3 separate regions of the Homo sapiens genome follow, and all the other regions are linked to region 3. Evidence: chromatin contacts called from ENCODE Hi-C or POLR2A ChIA-PET data. All regions are on one chromosome and are shown on one strand. The core of a region is the stretch at or near the end of the contact, and the rest is flanking DNA. Distances in the headings are between cores, read along the strand shown. Region 1 has its middle 57 kb from the start of LINC02733. Region 2 has its middle 40 kb from the start of LINC02733. Region 3 holds the start of LINC02733 (long intergenic non-protein coding RNA 2733).

Region 1 (2,700 bases), core at 167-2,666, 57 kb after region 3:
TATTATTTTTGAGATGGAGTCTAGCTCTGTCTTCCAGGCTAGAAGGCAGTGGTGCTATCTCGGCTCACTGCAAATTCTGCCTCCCGGGTTCAAGAGATTCTCCTGACTCAGCCTCCTGAGTAGTTGGGATTACAGGTATGCACCACCACATCTGATTAATTTTTATATTTTTAGTAGAGATGAGTTTTTGCCATGTTGCCCAGGCTGGTCTTGAACTCCTGACCTCAAATGATCCACCTGCCTCGGCCTCCCAAAGTGCTGGGATTACAGGCGTGAGACATCGCGTCTAGCATTTTTTTGTGTGTGTGTGCCCAGAGGTTCTAATTTAATCAGTCTGAGTGCAGCCAAGTACTGGGATTTTTTAAAAGCTCTCCAGGTGAGTCTAACATGCTAGCCACTGCTGGCTCTAAAGACTCAAATAAGAAGACTAAGTCCTCCGTGAGCAAGGTGGGGGCTGTCACAGAGGGAGATCTTTAAAAAGAGGTAAGGAAGTCCCAGGCACCGTAGAAGTGATGATCTCACTGGGGAAGGTCATGGACATTCTGCTGCTTCCTGTAGGCAAGAGCCATCGTCATTGCTTGATCTGTGCACACACAATGAGGTGGAGACCCTGCCTTACGGACCGAAAACGTGGTTTTGTGTTACATAAAATAGTTCCGCAAACGGCCGCTTTTCTGCCAGGCATGGTGTCTGTGCTTCTTGCTTTGGCTTATCTTGTAACTATTGACAGGGGTGTGGTCAAAACAAACCTCCCACATCCCGTACGTGTCTGCTGACTGCAGCTTTCCTGATGTAATAACAAAGCTGTCAGATGCGTTTCTTCACACCATGAAGTCTGCAGTCCCTACTGTTTTGAAATCCATGTGCATTAAGACACTGACTCACTTCCCTTTAGCCTACTGAGTTCTGTTGCTTTCTGGACCAACAAACCCTGTGGGCACCTCCCCGTCCAGAGCTCACTGAAACTGTCAGACTTACCTGCAAGGGCCTGGGATTCTAAATTTCACTCTGTCACTCTTGGAGGTGAGGGGAAAGCTGTATGGGCATTGAGGTGACATTTCTGGGCTTTGATGTCTCCATAGGAAAGGACATATAAATACAAAATGTGGTTAACCCTAATTAACCCCTAATTCAGACCGTTGGGGACAGAACCAAGGTCTATTAATTTTTTCTAAAAAAGGAAGGAAATTAGAAAAGAATGTTTCTCTCGATTGTGTAGAAGAGTTGGACGAGGTGAACATTCCGCTGGGTGGCTCTGTCACAAACTAGCTTTTGTTCAATCATTCAAGACATATCGACTGCCAAACACTGCTCTAGGCTCCTGAAAAAATGATCATGGCAAGACAGTTACAGACCATGCCTCTTCATGGAACTTACCAAGATGTGTGCTTGGGGAAACACACTGACTGTCTTTGGACTACTTGTTTCTTAATTAATTAGTAATAGCTGACACTTAGGGAGCACTTACCACATACCAGTTTCTGTGCGAAACCCTCACTTTGCACTCCTTTTAAAAATAGCTATTTTCTGGCCAGACATGGTGGCTCACGCCTGTAATCCCAGCACTTTATGAGGCTGAGGTGGGTGGATCACCTGAGGTCAGGAGTTCGAGACCAGCCTGGCCAACATGGTGATACCCCGTCTCTATTAAAAATACAACATGCCATGTTCCATGGCAACATGGAAAAATACAAAAATTATGGCCAGGCGCGGTGGCTCACGCCTGTAATCCCAGCACTTTGGGAGGCCGAGGTGGGTGGATCACCTGAGGTCGGGAGTTCGAGACCAGCCTGGCCAACATGGCAAAACCCTGTCTCTACTAAAAATACAAAAATTATGGCCGGGCTTGGTGGCTCACACCTGTAATCCCAGCACTTTGGGAGGCCGAGGCAGGTGGATCACCTGAGGTCAGGAGTTCAAGACCGGCCTGGACAACGTGGTGATATCCCGTCTCTATTAAAATTACAAAAAATTAGCTGGATGTGATGATGGGCACCTATAATCCCAGCTACTGGGGAGGCTGAGGCAGGAGAATCGCTTGAACCTGAAAGGCAGTTGTTGTGTGAGCCGAGAGTGCGCCATTGCACTCCAGCCTGGGTGACAAGAGTGAAACTCCATCTCAAAAAAAATAAAAATAAAAATAAAAATAATAAAAATACAAAAATTAGCCAGGTGTGGTGACACATGCCCATAATCCCAGCTACTCAGGAGGCTGAGACAAGAGAATCACTTGAACCCAGGAGGCAGAGGTTGCAGTGAACCGAGATCACACCACTGCACTCCAGCCTTCGCGACAGAGTGAGACCCTGTCTAAAAAAAAAGCTATTTAAGCTATTTTCTTTTATCACAATTCCTATTCCCTTCTCCCCTACAAACAACCATCCTAATGCTTTTAATGTTCATCTTTGCCTGTTTTCTTGGAATTTCAGGTTATTTTCTTTTTTATACGATTCTAAAAGCCATTTTTATTTGATTTTTTAATATATCATATACATTTTCACAGCAAGAATTAGAGGTTGAGTCAGACGTGATTGGAAGATCTCATTCCAGTCTTTTGCACTTACTAAGATCACTTTTTTTTTCTCAACTTTTAAGTTCCAGGGTACATGTGCAGTGCCATGGTGGTTTGCTGCACAGATCAACCCATTCCCTAGGTATTAAGCCCGGCATCTATTAGCTATTCTTCCTGATGTTCTCCTT
Region 2 (2,700 bases), core at 116-2,615, 40 kb after region 3:
TTTAGAGACTTTATTTTCCCAAGGTTAAGGACATGCCTGTGACACAGCCTCAGGAAGTCCTGAGGCATGTGCCCAAGGTCATCAGGGGTACAGTTTGCTTTCATACATTTTAGAGAGACATGAAACATCAATCAATACATGTAAGATGTACATTGATTCGGTCCAGCAAGGCGGGACAACTGGAAGTGGGGGCTTCCAGGTTAGAAGTGGATAAGAGACAGAAGGTTGCATTCTTTTGAGTCCTTGATCAGCCTTCCACTGAAGGCTGTCTCAGTGAATCTTCATTTTTACATAAATGGTAGGGCAGATAGGCGCGGTGGCTCACACCTGTAATCCCAGCCCTTTGGGAGGCCGAGGCGGGTGGATCACCTGGGGTCAGGAGTTTGAGACCAGCCTAACCAACATGGAGAAACCCCGTCTCAACTGAAAATACAAAATTAGCCAGGCGTGGCAGTGCATGCCTGTAATCCCAGCTACTCGGGAGGCTGAGGCAGGAGAATCGCTTGAACCCAGGAGGTGGAGGTTGCGGTGAGCCGAGACCAGGCCATTGCACTCCAGCCTGGGTAAGAAGAGTGAAACTCCATCGCAAAAATAAATAAATAAATAAATAAATAAATAAATAAATAAATAAATAGGGCAGGGGAAGCAATCAGATATGCATTTGTCTTAGGTGAGCCTCAGGGGGATAACTTTGAATAGAACAGGAAGCAGGTTTGGCCTAAGCAGTTCCCAGCTTGATTTTTCCCTTTAGCTTGGTGATTTTGGAGTCCCAAGATTTATTTTCCTTTCACAACAGACAGAAAATTGTGCTGTCCAATTGCTACAAAACTTTCTAAAGAATTTCTCTTAACTTCTCTACTTACTTCTTCTCAGACTGGTAACCAACAGTTCATGGACCAGGTCCTGTCCCAGGGACACAGTGTGTGTAGTACTAGTTTAGCCTACCTTGAAATAATCTGCTGTATTTTTAATAAAACATATCCTTTATTATAATATTATAAATAACTTGTTTACAATTGTAAAAAACAGTATTTATCCTTTTCCAATCCACTCCTCTGCCCCCTCCTCCAACAGTCAGTTCTACTTCCCTCCTCTTCTTCTCCCTTTATTCCAAACTAACTGGATGTCTTGACCTTTTTTGATGAGTTAATTTGTATTGCAGCTTCTCAGAGAACAGGTGGGAGTGGAGCCAAGGTATCTTGGGGCAGAGGCGGTTGTAACAACTGCTAACAGTTTATGGTAGTTAACGTTGCAGGAGGAGCGATAAGAGAGGCTCACTCTTAGTTAAGCAACAGCAAGGTGTGTTCCAGCTGGCATTATAGGGCGGCCCCAGCCCTGGGCACCTCCAGCTCACTCCCCGTGGCACAGCGTGTGTGCCACTATTACTGCAACCACTCTAACTCACCCCACCTGCCTTTACTCTTTCGAGGATGTCACGTGCCCCATGGATTCCAGTTTGGTCTCACACACTCCAGTGATCTGTATCTTTTCTGGTGACCCAGTCTGCAGGTGCATCCACGCGGCCCTGTTTCCTAATCACCACAGTCAGAACCGTCTCTGCCCTGCCAGTCTCCCAGGTGGCTGCCAGATAACAGATTCAGTTCCACATTCTTTCCTTCAAGGCCCACTCAATTGCCTGTGGTCAGCTGAACTGCAAAGATAAGACTCAAAGATACAGTTGTCTAAAGTTCAGTGGGAAAACAGTCATGGCTGGGCACAGTGGCTCACGCCTGTAATCCCAGCACTTTTGGGAGGCTGAGGTGGGTGGATCACCTGAGGTCAGGAGCTCGAGACCAGCCTGGCCAACATGGGGAAACCCCGTCTCTACTAAAAATACAAAAATTAGCCAGGCGTGGTGGTGGGTGCCTGTAATCTCAGCTACCTGGGAGGCTGAGGCACAAGAATTTCTTGAACCCAGGAGGCAGAGGTTGCAGTGAGCCAAGATCACACCACTGTACTCCAGCCTGGGCAACAGAGCAAGACTTGTCTAAAATAAAATAAAAGATATTTCCCTTTTAAAAAAAACCCAGATTTGAGGCATGTGTCATATTTTATCCTCAAGACATGTGAAGCAGGGTCACCTAATTGTCTACAGAGAAAGTGTCTGGGGGCTTAGGAGTGGGGTCAGCCAGGGCAGGATATTTGAACTATGTTCACTGTGTAAGGGGAGAGAGGACTGCAGAAATGGGATAGGACTGCAGGATGTGCAAGGGGATAAGGGCGGGGATGGCTCAGAGACTTGCTCAGGTGCAGGGTGGCTGTAGCTGTGGATGTCCCCATCATGAGACTCCTTCAGGAGCTTTCTGCCTGCCTTTCTACCTCCCCTCTTGTCCCCCTAAGATCCATTATCAGAAGCCAAAGTGATCCTTTTGTTTTATTTTATTTTATTATTATTTTTGAGACAGAGTCTCGCTCCGTCACCCAGGCTGGAGTGCGATGGCACAATCTCGGCTCACTGCAACCTTCTCCTCCCAGGTTCAAGCAATTCTCCTGCCTCAGCCTCCCAAGTAGCTGGGATTACAGGTGCCTGCCACCATGCCCAGCTAATTTTATTTATTTATTATTATTATTATTATTATTATTATTTGTATTTGTATTTTTAGTAGAGACGGGGTTTCGCCATGTTGGCCAGCCTATTCTCGAACTCCTGACCTCAGATGATCCACCTACCTCAGCCTAGCAAACTGCTGGGATTACAGG
Region 3 (2,700 bases), core at 53-2,552:
TGGCTCACACCTGTAATCCCAGCACTTTGGGAGGCCAAGGCTGGAGGACTGCTTGAGCTCAGCTATTTGAGACCAGCCTGGGCAACACAAAGACCCTGTCTCTATTTTTCTATTATTTTAATGAATTTAAAAAAAAAAGTCCAGGCGCAGTGGCTCACCCCTGTAATCCCAGCACTTCGACGGGCAGATCACCTTAGTTAAGTGAGAGATGGCGAAACCCCATCTCTAGTAAAAATACAAAAAATTAGCCAGGCATGGTGGCAGGCACCTGTAATCCCAGCTACTCGGGAGGCTGAGGCAGGAGAATCGCTTGAACCTGGGAGGTGGAGGTTGCAGTGAGCAGAGATTGTGCCATTGCATTCCAGCCTGGGCAACAGTACAACCTGTGTCTCAAAAAAAAAAAAAAATATATATATATATATATAGATACACACACACACACACACATATATATACGTGCATAGTTATACGAGGAATTTTTCAGCGGTAAACGTGAATCAACTAGAAATATATGTACCAACATGAATAATTCTTAAACACAATGTTGATCAATAAAAGCAAGATATGGCCAGGTGTGGTGGCTCGTGCCTATCATCTCAGAACTTTGGGAGGCCAAGGTGGGCAGATTACTTGAGGTTGGGAGTTCAAGACCAGCCAGGGCCAACATGGTGAAACCCCATTTCTACTAAAAATACAAAAATTCGCCAGATGTGGTGGCACGCACCTGTAGTCCCAGCTACTCAGGAGGCTGAGGAAGGAGAATCGCTTGAACCTGGGAGGCAGAGGTTGCGGTAAGCCAAGATCACGCCACTGCACGCCAGCCTGGGTAACAGAGCGAGACTCCATCTCAAAAAACAAACAAACAAACAAAAAAGACCTTCAGAATGGTACAGTGTGACATCAATTTTTTAAAATTGAAACACAAATCAATACTCTGTGTGTTTATGGATACATATGTAGGTTTTACAAGTATGAAAACAAACATAGGTCTGAAAAACATAATCCTGAATTTTATTTTTACCTCCAACGAAAAAGGGAAAACATCTAAAAATTAAACCCAGTGTCTTTTGGAGGCATGATACTCTAGAGCTAAGTTGTAGATTTTTTTCGTTATTTTAAATGGTATTTTAAGATGCGCAAAAAGAAGTACAGGTGATGATACAACAGACTTAGCTGATATTTATGACTCAGCGGTACACCTAAAATATTACAGGTTTATTGGAAGCCCTAATCCGATTTTCCTTTCTCCTTGACCGGATGGATTATCCTGCCTCTGTGAAGTGTAACTTTAAAGAGAAGGCGAATGAGCTTCTAGAGAGCTACCAAGACAGTCACTACTTCATCATCAGTAAAAGCTGTTTACTTCCGATGTGTAATAAACCCACGTGACCATTTGGGGGCGCCAGAGTCCAGCACAGGCCGGCCGAGCCCGCGTTCTTCCCGGGGAATGCAACAGCTGATTCACCTGCTCCACGCTGATTAATAATCAAACTACCATTGTGTGGGGCCTATCTTCCTACTGGACCTCAAAACCCACCTACTCCACAAGTTTATCTTCACAATTATGAGCTACCTGCTTCACGTCACACTACAGCACCTAAAAGCAAATAATAAAGTTTATTCTTGAGTTAACCTGCCTCTGTGTTCAGCCAATCCCTCCTGCACGTGAGTGATGCACCTGGATGCTGCATAAGGAGAGATGGAAATACCTAAGGTGTGGTCCTTACTTCCAAGGGGCTTATAGCAGAACGAAGACTCGAAAGCAAGCACACCCACAACCACAACACAGCCGCTGGCACACACAGCAGGAAAGACACCGGGTTTAATGGAGCAGAGAAAGGGGGCGTCATCTCCAGGCACAGCTCCATGAAGAAGATGACATTGACCTGGGAGCTCTGAGCCTTCATATAATGAGTAAGCTTTCAGCTGGAAGAAATCCCAAGTGGAGAAACAGGAAGCTATAAAAGAGCAATGGTTTTGGATTCACAAAACCTGCCTGAGTGAACCTGGGTAAGTTGCTTCCCCTTCTTGATCTCAGGAAGGGTTTTGCAGAGCTGGCAGCCACAGGCACAGGTGAGCAGATGGCTTGAGCTCAGAAGTGCAAGACTAGCCTGGGCTACATGGCAAAACCTGGTCTCTACAATCTGTAGAAGTTTTCCTTTCTAGCTACAAATTAATAAATGTTAATTTGAAAATAAAAATTAGAAAATCTAAGAAAATATAAAGAAGAAAATTAAATTACACCTAGTTCTGAAGAGGCGCAGTGGCTCACGCCTGCAATCCCAGCACTTAGGGAGGCCAAAGCGGGAGGACCGATTGAGACCAGGAGTTCCAGACCAGCCTGGGTAACATAGTGAGACTCCCTCCTCTACAAAAAATTAAAAAATTAGTCAGGTGTGGTGGTATGTGCCTACAGTCCTAGCTACTGGGGAGGCTGAGGTGGGAGAATCGCTTGAGTCCAGGAGTTTGAGGTTATAATGAGCTATGATTATGCCACTGCACTCCAGCCTGGGCAACAGAGCACGATTGTGTCTCAAAAAAATATATATATATGCTTAATCTTTTCACTTAGAAATATTTTCTTCTTATTTTTTCTATCAGCTCCTCCAATTTAATGTACAAAATGAGACTATACTGAATATACCTTTTATATCCTGTTATTTAACTTAACATTATATTGTGACTACTTTCTCGAATCAA

What was found. A loop is a pair of places that touch in the nucleus more often than their neighbours do. ChIA-PET counts read pairs that join two places held with the same protein, here RNA polymerase II (POLR2A). Pooled maps may share reads with other maps.
Region 1: a map of CD4-positive, alpha-beta T cell shows a loop between it and region 3 (6-fold over the local background). The contact joins the enhancer-like site here to the promoter of LINC02733 in region 3. A Hi-C loop is called at or near these places in 7 of 168 maps with a recorded cell type or tissue (CD14-positive monocyte, CD4-positive, alpha-beta T cell, CD4-positive, alpha-beta memory T cell and 4 more), 2 of 37 single-sample maps with no recorded cell type and 12 of 50 pooled maps. POLR2A ChIA-PET finds 5 or more read pairs at or near these places in 9 of 52 experiments (CD4-positive, alpha-beta T cell, CD4-positive, alpha-beta memory T cell, H1 and 6 more).
Region 2: a pooled map shows a loop between it and region 3 (2.9-fold over the local background). The contact joins the enhancer-like site here to the promoter of LINC02733 in region 3. A Hi-C loop is called at or near these places in 4 of 168 maps with a recorded cell type or tissue (CD14-positive monocyte, Caco-2, PC-9 and 1 more) and 3 of 50 pooled maps. POLR2A ChIA-PET finds 5 or more read pairs at or near these places in 5 of 52 experiments (H1, IMR-90, Panc1 and 2 more).

The regions. Positions count from the first base shown.
Region 1 is chr11:62,023,772-62,026,471 of GRCh38, reverse strand. No RefSeq gene overlaps it. Among named protein-coding and RNA genes, the nearest start is that of LINC02733, 57 kb to the left of the region's middle. RefSeq lists an enhancer at 785-884. Within about 2 kb of position 1,416, at least 29 of the 41 ENCODE cell types and tissues checked have a DNase peak (open chromatin) inside an H3K27ac peak, as active enhancers do; they include CD14-positive monocyte, CD4-positive, alpha-beta T cell, CD8-positive, alpha-beta T cell and 2 more, where a contact is called at or near this core.
Region 2 is chr11:62,041,061-62,043,760 of GRCh38, reverse strand. No RefSeq gene overlaps it. Among named protein-coding and RNA genes, the nearest start is that of LINC02733, 40 kb to the left of the region's middle. Within about 2 kb of position 1,365, at least 7 of the 41 ENCODE cell types and tissues checked have a DNase peak (open chromatin) inside an H3K27ac peak, as active enhancers do; they include PC-9, where a contact is called at or near this core.
Region 3 is chr11:62,080,924-62,083,623 of GRCh38, reverse strand. It overlaps LINC02733 (long intergenic non-protein coding RNA 2733), which reads left to right and starts at 1,302. Exons shown (of 3, transcript NR_183616.1): 1 at 1,302-2,010.